2 separate regions of the Homo sapiens genome follow, and region 1 is linked to region 2. A link is a contact called in ENCODE Hi-C or POLR2A ChIA-PET data. All regions are on one chromosome and are shown on one strand. Each heading gives the region's core, a stretch centred on a gene start or an enhancer-like site at or near the end of the contact. The rest is flanking DNA. Distances are from core to core; before and after follow the strand shown.

Region 1 (3,640 bases), core at 1,067-3,566, 2.6 Mb before region 2:
ACTGCCATCCTGGTGAGACTGGTAGGGAGGTTCCCTAGAAGCAAGCTGGGAGAAGCTCTGGAGATGTGTGCACATAGCTATTCTACTCAGATGACTACAACAGCCTATCTGCTCATTCTGTCTCTCCAGTCCATCCTCTACCTCCACAATAATGACCTTCTACATAACACTGATCTGATGCTACTCTGCTGCTTAACTTAGCGAGGCATAAAAGGCCTTTGGGTTACACTCTGCTTACTGCAGGGAACAACTTCCTCACCTATCACTGTCAATACTACCTCCATAACTATCCCCATTTAAATCCCTTACTCCGTAACTATCAAACAACCTGCAGTACTCGGAACCTCATCACATTTTCCCATGACTCTAAGCTCCTGCCCATGCTGTTCCTTTTGTCCAAACACCCTTCTCGCTTGTTTAGCAAAATCCTATGCATCTTTCAACCTCCATCTTCTTTTTCTATCCAAGCAGAAGTACTGTTCTCTCCTATGTACATACCCCTATTATTGCACATTCCTCAATCAACAGATTCAGAGTCTCTACTACTAGCCAGCCACTATACAAGGCATTGTGAATATAAAAATAAATGGCTTTCCATCCCTCTCCCGACCCCAACTAGCCTGGAAGCTCACTGGGGACAAGGACAATCGTATTCATCTTTGTATTCCCAGCACAATGCCTTGCATGCAACAGGAACTCAATAAATTCCTGTTGGAAAAAAACAAAAGAAGCATTCACCGTACTATTCACTCCCTTACACCCCTCAGCACTTAATGTACCAAATGTAAACTGAGTACACGTTGCTTTGCAAATGTCCCATCAGTGCCTGTGATGCAGTATAGCCTACCTCCTTCATTTGACTGGAAGCTCCCTGAAGGCAGGGGCTGTGGCCTGTCTCCTTTCCTTCCTCTAGATCTCCCCCTGGTGCTTAATACAGAGCTTGGATCACTGGGGTTGGTCAATATGTTGACTAAGGCAGCATTCAAGAGTGAAACTGCAAACAGGCTTCCCAGTTATCTTGGAGGAGGACTCTAGAGCTTTTTACCTGAGCCATGCTGATTTCTCACTTAAGGCAACCCAAAAGTTCAGGAGTTCCTAGGTCCACCTTTCCTTGAGACACTGTCGTTTTGAAGAACTGTCACCAAATCACGGTAGCGACTCCTTCGTGTCCCATCAGTCCTGTTGCCATATTGAACTTTGTCTTCAAATAGAACTTAGTGTCCTCCGAAGAAAAGATAGGTGTTCCAAGAATCCCTGGACTCTGCCTGGCTCCTGCCTATTGTCTGAAGAAAAAGAGAGTCTACCAGTCTTGGTTTTCCAGTTGAATTCTCTTGATGAAGCTCACGATCTGTTTCAGAAACCTGAAACCAGAAAGGAAGAGGGGGGCTGCTAAATGCAACATCTTCAGGCCATTACAACGTGCGATATGAATTTTTTTTTTGCTGGGCGCTCTCTGTGAAGCTCAGAACGAGGACATGAGTCAAGAAGAGTTTTCTTTCTAGGTCAATAGGAGGAACTGGTCTCCTGGGCAAGGAGTGGAAGCCAACAGGAGCAAAAGTAATTGGGGCCTCCTATGGAGGAACTCTGCCAAAAGGAAAGTTGCTTGGATTTGCCATCTCAGGAATGGAAGAAGGGGGCGGAGACCCTTTGGGGCTTTTGTGCCCAGTGGGCCGGCCCGAAAAGCTCGCACTTTACAGAGGCGGCAAGACTAGGGTGGAGGAAAGCTCAAGGGCCATCGCTGGGTGCTTCGGTGGCGGGCAGAAACGGGACTGGCAGTGCCCACACGTGTGCGTTCTCCCCGTCCGCCCGAAGGTAGGGAAACTTGCTGCGGAGGTGGAGGACAGGCAGGCGAAGCCCGGCGCGGCGTGTCGCCCGCCTCGCTCCGGCCAGCCAGCCTCTGCACCCGCTGCACCAACCGGGAGCAGAGCCGGAGAGTGCCGAGAAGCGCGCGAGATGCGTGCTCGCGCCCGCGTCCCCTCCGAGAGCCCTCTCCCGGGCCGGGGACGCGGCGGGACGCGCGGGCAGGGGGCGGTGTGCGCGCACGGCCTTTCCCCTCCCTCCCCCGGAGATCCCCCTCCCTTCGCCACGCGCCCCTCCTCCCCTCCCCTCCCCCTTCCCGCGCGGCACCCCACGGCTTGCGAGCTACTGAAGCGCTGCCGTCTGTACGGACGACGCTGCGGTCTTTGGGGCTTGCTCCTACCTGCCAGGCGCGGCCTCCCGCTGGCTCCCTGGCCGCGCGGCGCCTCCTCCAGGCCCCAGCACACCCTGCCAACCCCACCGCCGCGGCTGCCCCCACCGGGACCGAGGCAAGTTTACAAACACCAACCCCGGCCCGTTTCCCCGGAAGCACTTCCCCCTCCCCCTCGTCCTCTCCGCCGAGCGGCTGCATCCACTTCCGGGCTCGGCAGCTAGACTAGCGGGGGCAGCCTCAGAGCGGGTGAGCTTGGGGACGCACGGAGAGGTGCAGCTGGGTGAGTGGGCGGCGCCGTGCGCCGAGGGCATGGAGGAGGGAGCGCTGAGGCCGGCGCGTGCGCCGTGGCCGGGGCGCGCCCCGGCCGCCATCGAGACTGAGGGCAGGACCCTCGGCCCTTCGATGATTGTACGCTGGGTGCTCGATGGGAGGAGGGTTTGCTGGGTGAGCTGGTTCAGACTCCTTGAAAAATCATCGTCACTCTTTCTTCCTCGCGGACGTCCTGCCCATCGCTCTGAGCCGGCGCCCCAAGTAGAGCCAGAGTAGTTCGTACCCAGCCTTTTCACGTAACTCGGCCGAGGTGGTTCTTCTCCGAATTTTTTCCGTCAGGCCCAGATTAGCAGATTTTGGGGTCAGCTGGGAGAGGCGTTAACTTTTCTTCGCACACTCTTGCTTTGTGCGCTCAACCACAGTCTGAATTCTCGCAGAGGCGTTCCTTGAGTAGCCCTTGGCCACACTGCTCACCTCCCTGCAGAAGTCAAAGCCCCAGCCCTCCTCTGCGAATCCCGAGGCCAGCCTGGTTGGTTACCTTCTCCCCTTCGCCCTTTACTCCAGGCCGTCCAGCATCAAACACTAGCCTCCACACGTGGAAAAGACCCTGACTCCCACAGTAGACTAGTCTTATGGGAGTCCTGGCTCTTGGGCCAGGCTGCATTAGGAAAATGGAAACCAGACTGTCTTCAAATTCTTCTGCCTAGCCTTAGCCATTAGAGAGAGGTCCTGCTAAAGATGGACTGCAAATGCGCTTGATGGAAGGAGATGTCAATTCCACTGAAGTCCTCATTTCTGCTGTAGGTGATATTATGTCGTGACTTTAGGAGAAGTAATGGTGATACCAAAAGAAAAAAAAAACTGTATGATGAAAAAAAGACAAGGATTCTCAACTTTTTTTTTTTTGTAGACAGATTTCATTTCCCTGAGCCACTCCATGATTTGGGCCATTGAAAGTACGTTTTTTGTGTTTTAGGATCATTCTAAAATAGAGACAAAATGGAGAAAGAGAGAGATAAAGAAACATCACCAGGAATAAGTCTTTTAAATCTTTTTTGAAAATTAGCTCCTACTTATTTTACAAATCGACACAACGCAAAAGTATAAAAGACACAAAATGGTTATTCTCCCCCTCTACTTATCCCATGCTCCTGAAGGGAATCATTCTTACCAGTTTGG
Region 2 (3,760 bases), core at 66-2,565:
AGGATTTGGCTAAAACTTGGTTCTCCATGAAAATGAGAAATGAGTCCTCAGCCTGTTGATGCCAACTTGACCAGATGAATCTCTTGTCCCTGAGTTCCCCAAAATGCTGATAAAGTCATATTTTATTCCCCAGAATACATGCCTAATTGGAGTTCTAACTAGTTGACTAATGACTAAAAAATTTAGAATCATGGGGAATGAGTTAGAGTAAGGAGATGGCTTAGAAAAAAATGAATTCTAAGTATTGATGAATTCTAATTATGATAATACCAAGTTCCAACTATCATACCTCAAATCTCTGATTTCACCTTCTGTCACAGGGGGGAAAAAAGTTTCTCCCATCTCCAAAAAGTAACAGGTACTTTTTATAATATAAAGTTAGGCCCGGCTCAGTGGCTCACTCCTATAATCCCAGCACTTTGGGTGGCTGAAAGGCAGGCAGATCACTTGAGCCCAGGAGTTCAAGACCAGCCTAGGCAAAGTAGTGAGAATCTCTGTCTAAAAAAATTTAAAAATTAGCCAGCATGGTGCCCACTTGGGAGGCTGAGGCGGGAGGATTGCTTGAGCCCAAGAGGTAGAGGTTGCAGTGAGCTGTGATCACACCACGGCACTCCAGCCTAGGCAACAGAGCAAGATCCTGTCTCAAAAAAAAAAAAGGAAAAAAGTTGTCTTCCTTGATAGGGCAGTTAAAAAATGGTTAGAATCCACAACTTCCTGTAGGTGAAATCCCTTCTTACCCTTGGAATCTGCTCCCTTTCTGAAGGATCCTCTGCTCACTTTACAGAGAACACATGCAAACACACACAAAATGCAAAACAGCAACAGCCAAAACTCTAGTTCGACGCTACCCTCACCCTACACAACTTGTCAGGGGTTGACCTGCAGTAATGGCTGATAAGGCTGACAGCAAAAGAAAAACAATCATCTTGGTTGGGTTATTTAATTTCAACTGAAGACTAGAAGACTACAAGACTCATCCTTACTACTCTCCTCTCCCTTCCAGAAAGGTCATGAGAAATATGTAGTCTTGAATTTGATGAGACTGAAAACAGAGAATTCCAAAGCATGAGAACTTATTACTAAACAACTGCTAATTAAAACAAAATGGACACTTTAATATTCTTTAAATTAATTCTATGTAAAACCTGATGAGGTAAACAAATATGGTCATGTCTTGTTCTTTATGACTCACTGTGACTCTGTCACATCCTCCTTCTCACTACTACCTTTGCTGTTAAGCACACAAACCATTTTAGATAACAGCTTGTAAAAGTTGGGAAAGCAGTTTCCTGTCAAATGAATCAGAAATAGATCACTGAAAAACCAGCCCGGTGAGGGCCAGAGGAGTCACTAACAAAGAGTTACTCTAATTCACTCAAGGCTTAAGTTTCTCTGCGTTTTTTCTCACACAGGAAAGAGTAAGACTTATACACTGCCCTTTCTTCCCCCACTTCCCTGAGAGCCCAAGGACAGCGCCCTGCTCCTTCTAGAGGAAAGGGGGTTACCCACACTCCCTTCTCTCAGGTCAAACCACACCCTACATTCCCAGCTGAGACTAGAGACCTCTTGTCTCACCTACTCTTACTCATCTTCTCTGGCACATCCTCACCTCACCTACCTTTCATGTCACTGACCACAGTGACTTTCCACAGAAGCACAGCTGCTTAAATGCTGGTGGGTTTTTTTGTATGTCTTCACAATGCATGTTCCAAGGATACATATATTACACTCTTATTTTTATTTGTTTTTTGTTTTTTGAGACAGAATCTGGCTCTGTCGCCCAGGCTGGAGTGCTGTGGTGCGATCTGGCTCACTGCAGCCTTCACCTCCCAGATTCAAGCGATCCTCCCACCTCAGACTCCCAAGTAGCTGGGATTACAGGCGCATGCCACCACACCTGGCTAATTTTTGTATTTTTAGTAGACACGCGGTTTCACTATGCTGGCCAGACTGGTCTGGAACTCCTGACCTTAAATGATCTGCCTGCCTCAGCCTCCCAAAGTGCTGGGATTACAGGCATGAGCCACCGCACCCGGCCAACACTCTTATTTTTAACTCAGAGAATACTCATAAGGCCACTAGGCAAGAACTCCCTCAGCTTCCTCATCCATCACCTATGAGTATCTGCCTCTGCTCCCATCCTTTCCTTCTTCCCTTCTGTTTCAGCAGAAAAGGAGTCATTCCTGGCATCCTGAATGATCACTCCAGCAGCACTTAGGGTCTCAAGCTTTGCTGACTCAGGGAGACCTCGTTCCATCACATCTTTCTACTCTAGACTTTCAATTCCTCCTCCCCAAGACCTCTTACCCCTCCACCAACAAATGAACACACTCAAGTCTCTACCTTCTTAACATAATTCATTTGTTTGGCCATCAAATATTTGTTGAGTGCCTACTACAGGCCAGGAGCAATTTTTTACTCTGGAGATAAAGCAGTGAATAAAACTAAGTTCCTGCCCTCAGGCAACTTATTTTCTAGTGAGGAGAGAGACAAAGAACAGATGAATGTGTATATATCCTAGCTACTTCCTTTCTCTCCACCTCACACGGCCAGGCTTGAAACAGCAGGGTACCCCGCCTGCCTCTACTTCCACTTCCTCTCTGCTTTGCATTCCTTATCCACTTTCAACAGGCTGCAGTGCCCCTTCCTTGCCCCAACCCTGTCCCTAAACCCTACTAAAACAGCTTAGGCAAAGGTCACCACCAATGACCTCTGCTTGTAATCTCAATTGCATTTTCTCAGTCCTAGTCTCAAACTCTATGCAACAAGAGACACTTAATACTCCTTGTTGTTTTGCTCTTCTCCCTCTGGTCACTCATACCCCTCTGACCTCTTTTCCAGGTTCTTTTTTTCAGCTTCCCCCTTAAATGGTGGTGCTTTCCAGTTCTGTGTTTAGCCTCTGCTCACTCAATATGCTCTCCTTGGCTGGGTGCAGCGGCTCACACCTATAATCCCAGCACTCTGGGAGGCCGAGGTGGGCGGATCACAAGGTCAGGAGATCGAGACCATCCTGGCTAACATGGTGAAACCCCATCTCTACTAAAAATACAAAAAAAAATTAGCCAGGCGTGGTGACAGGCATCTGTAGTCCCAGCTACTCGGGAGGCTGAGGCAGGAGAATGGCGTGAACCCAGAAGTCAGAACTTGTAGTGAGCTGAGATTGCGCCACCGCACTCCAGCCTGGGCGACAGAGCGAGACTCCATCTCAACATATATAATATGCTCTCCTTGGACAATCTCAATCATGCCCACTGCTTCCACTATCAGCGATACATGCTAAGGAATACTGAATGTATATCTTCAGGACAGGCCTTTCTACAGAACTCCAAATCCACACACCCAACTGCTGCTACAGATCTCCATTTGCATGTCCCCAAAACCTCTCAAATTCAGTAAAACTGAATTTTCTCTCCCCCTACACCCTAAACTGTTCTTCTGCCTCTATTCCCTGTTTTAGGAAATGGTGCCATCTTTCTCTCAAGATGCCTAAGGAAGAAACTTACCAGTCCGCCTTTCTCCTATCACACCTACAAATCTCTGTGCACACCTCCTCCTCCTCCATACTAGTCTCGTAAATTCTCCCTGCTTAAATACTTCTTTTCATTCCCTCTTCCCTAATCCTACTGCAGAGACAGCTCATTTCAGTAGCCTCCTGTAAGTCTTCCTGCCCTGTCTTACCTGCTCTTATTTAAGGCTATTTTGCACTTTTTCTATGTAAATAGTATCACTTGGTTGTGTGACACAGCAACCTGAAACTATT

What was found. Hi-C counts contacts between places; a loop is a spot of excess contacts on that map. ChIA-PET counts read pairs that join two places held with the same protein, here RNA polymerase II (POLR2A). Pooled maps may share reads with other maps.
Region 1: a pooled map shows a loop between it and region 2 (7-fold over the local background). The contact joins the promoter of ZNF740 here to the enhancer-like site in region 2. A Hi-C loop is called at or near these places in 1 of 50 pooled maps. POLR2A ChIA-PET finds 5 or more read pairs at or near these places in 2 of 52 experiments (B cell and T-cell).

What each region holds. Positions count from the first base shown.
Region 1 is chr12:53,179,398-53,183,037 of GRCh38, reverse strand. It overlaps ZNF740 (zinc finger protein 740), which reads right to left and starts at 2,316. Exons shown (of 7, transcript NM_001004304.4): 1 at 2,201-2,316; 2 at 1,046-1,361. The coding sequence starts at 1,054. It overlaps CSAD (cysteine sulfinic acid decarboxylase), which reads left to right and starts at 2,113. Exons shown (of 17, transcript NM_001244705.2): 1 at 2,113-2,306. RefSeq lists silencers at 1,299-1,593, 1,947-2,246, 2,537-2,626 and an enhancer at 2,289-2,847.
Region 2 is chr12:50,530,511-50,534,270 of GRCh38, reverse strand. All of the region lies in intron 1 of DIP2B (disco interacting protein 2 homolog B), which reads right to left. Among named protein-coding and RNA genes, the nearest start is that of DIP2B, 27 kb to the right of the region's middle. RefSeq lists enhancers at 1,260-1,329, 3,539-3,760. Within about 2 kb of position 1,315, at least 19 of the 41 ENCODE cell types and tissues checked have a DNase peak (open chromatin) inside an H3K27ac peak, as active enhancers do; they include B cell, where a contact is called at or near this core.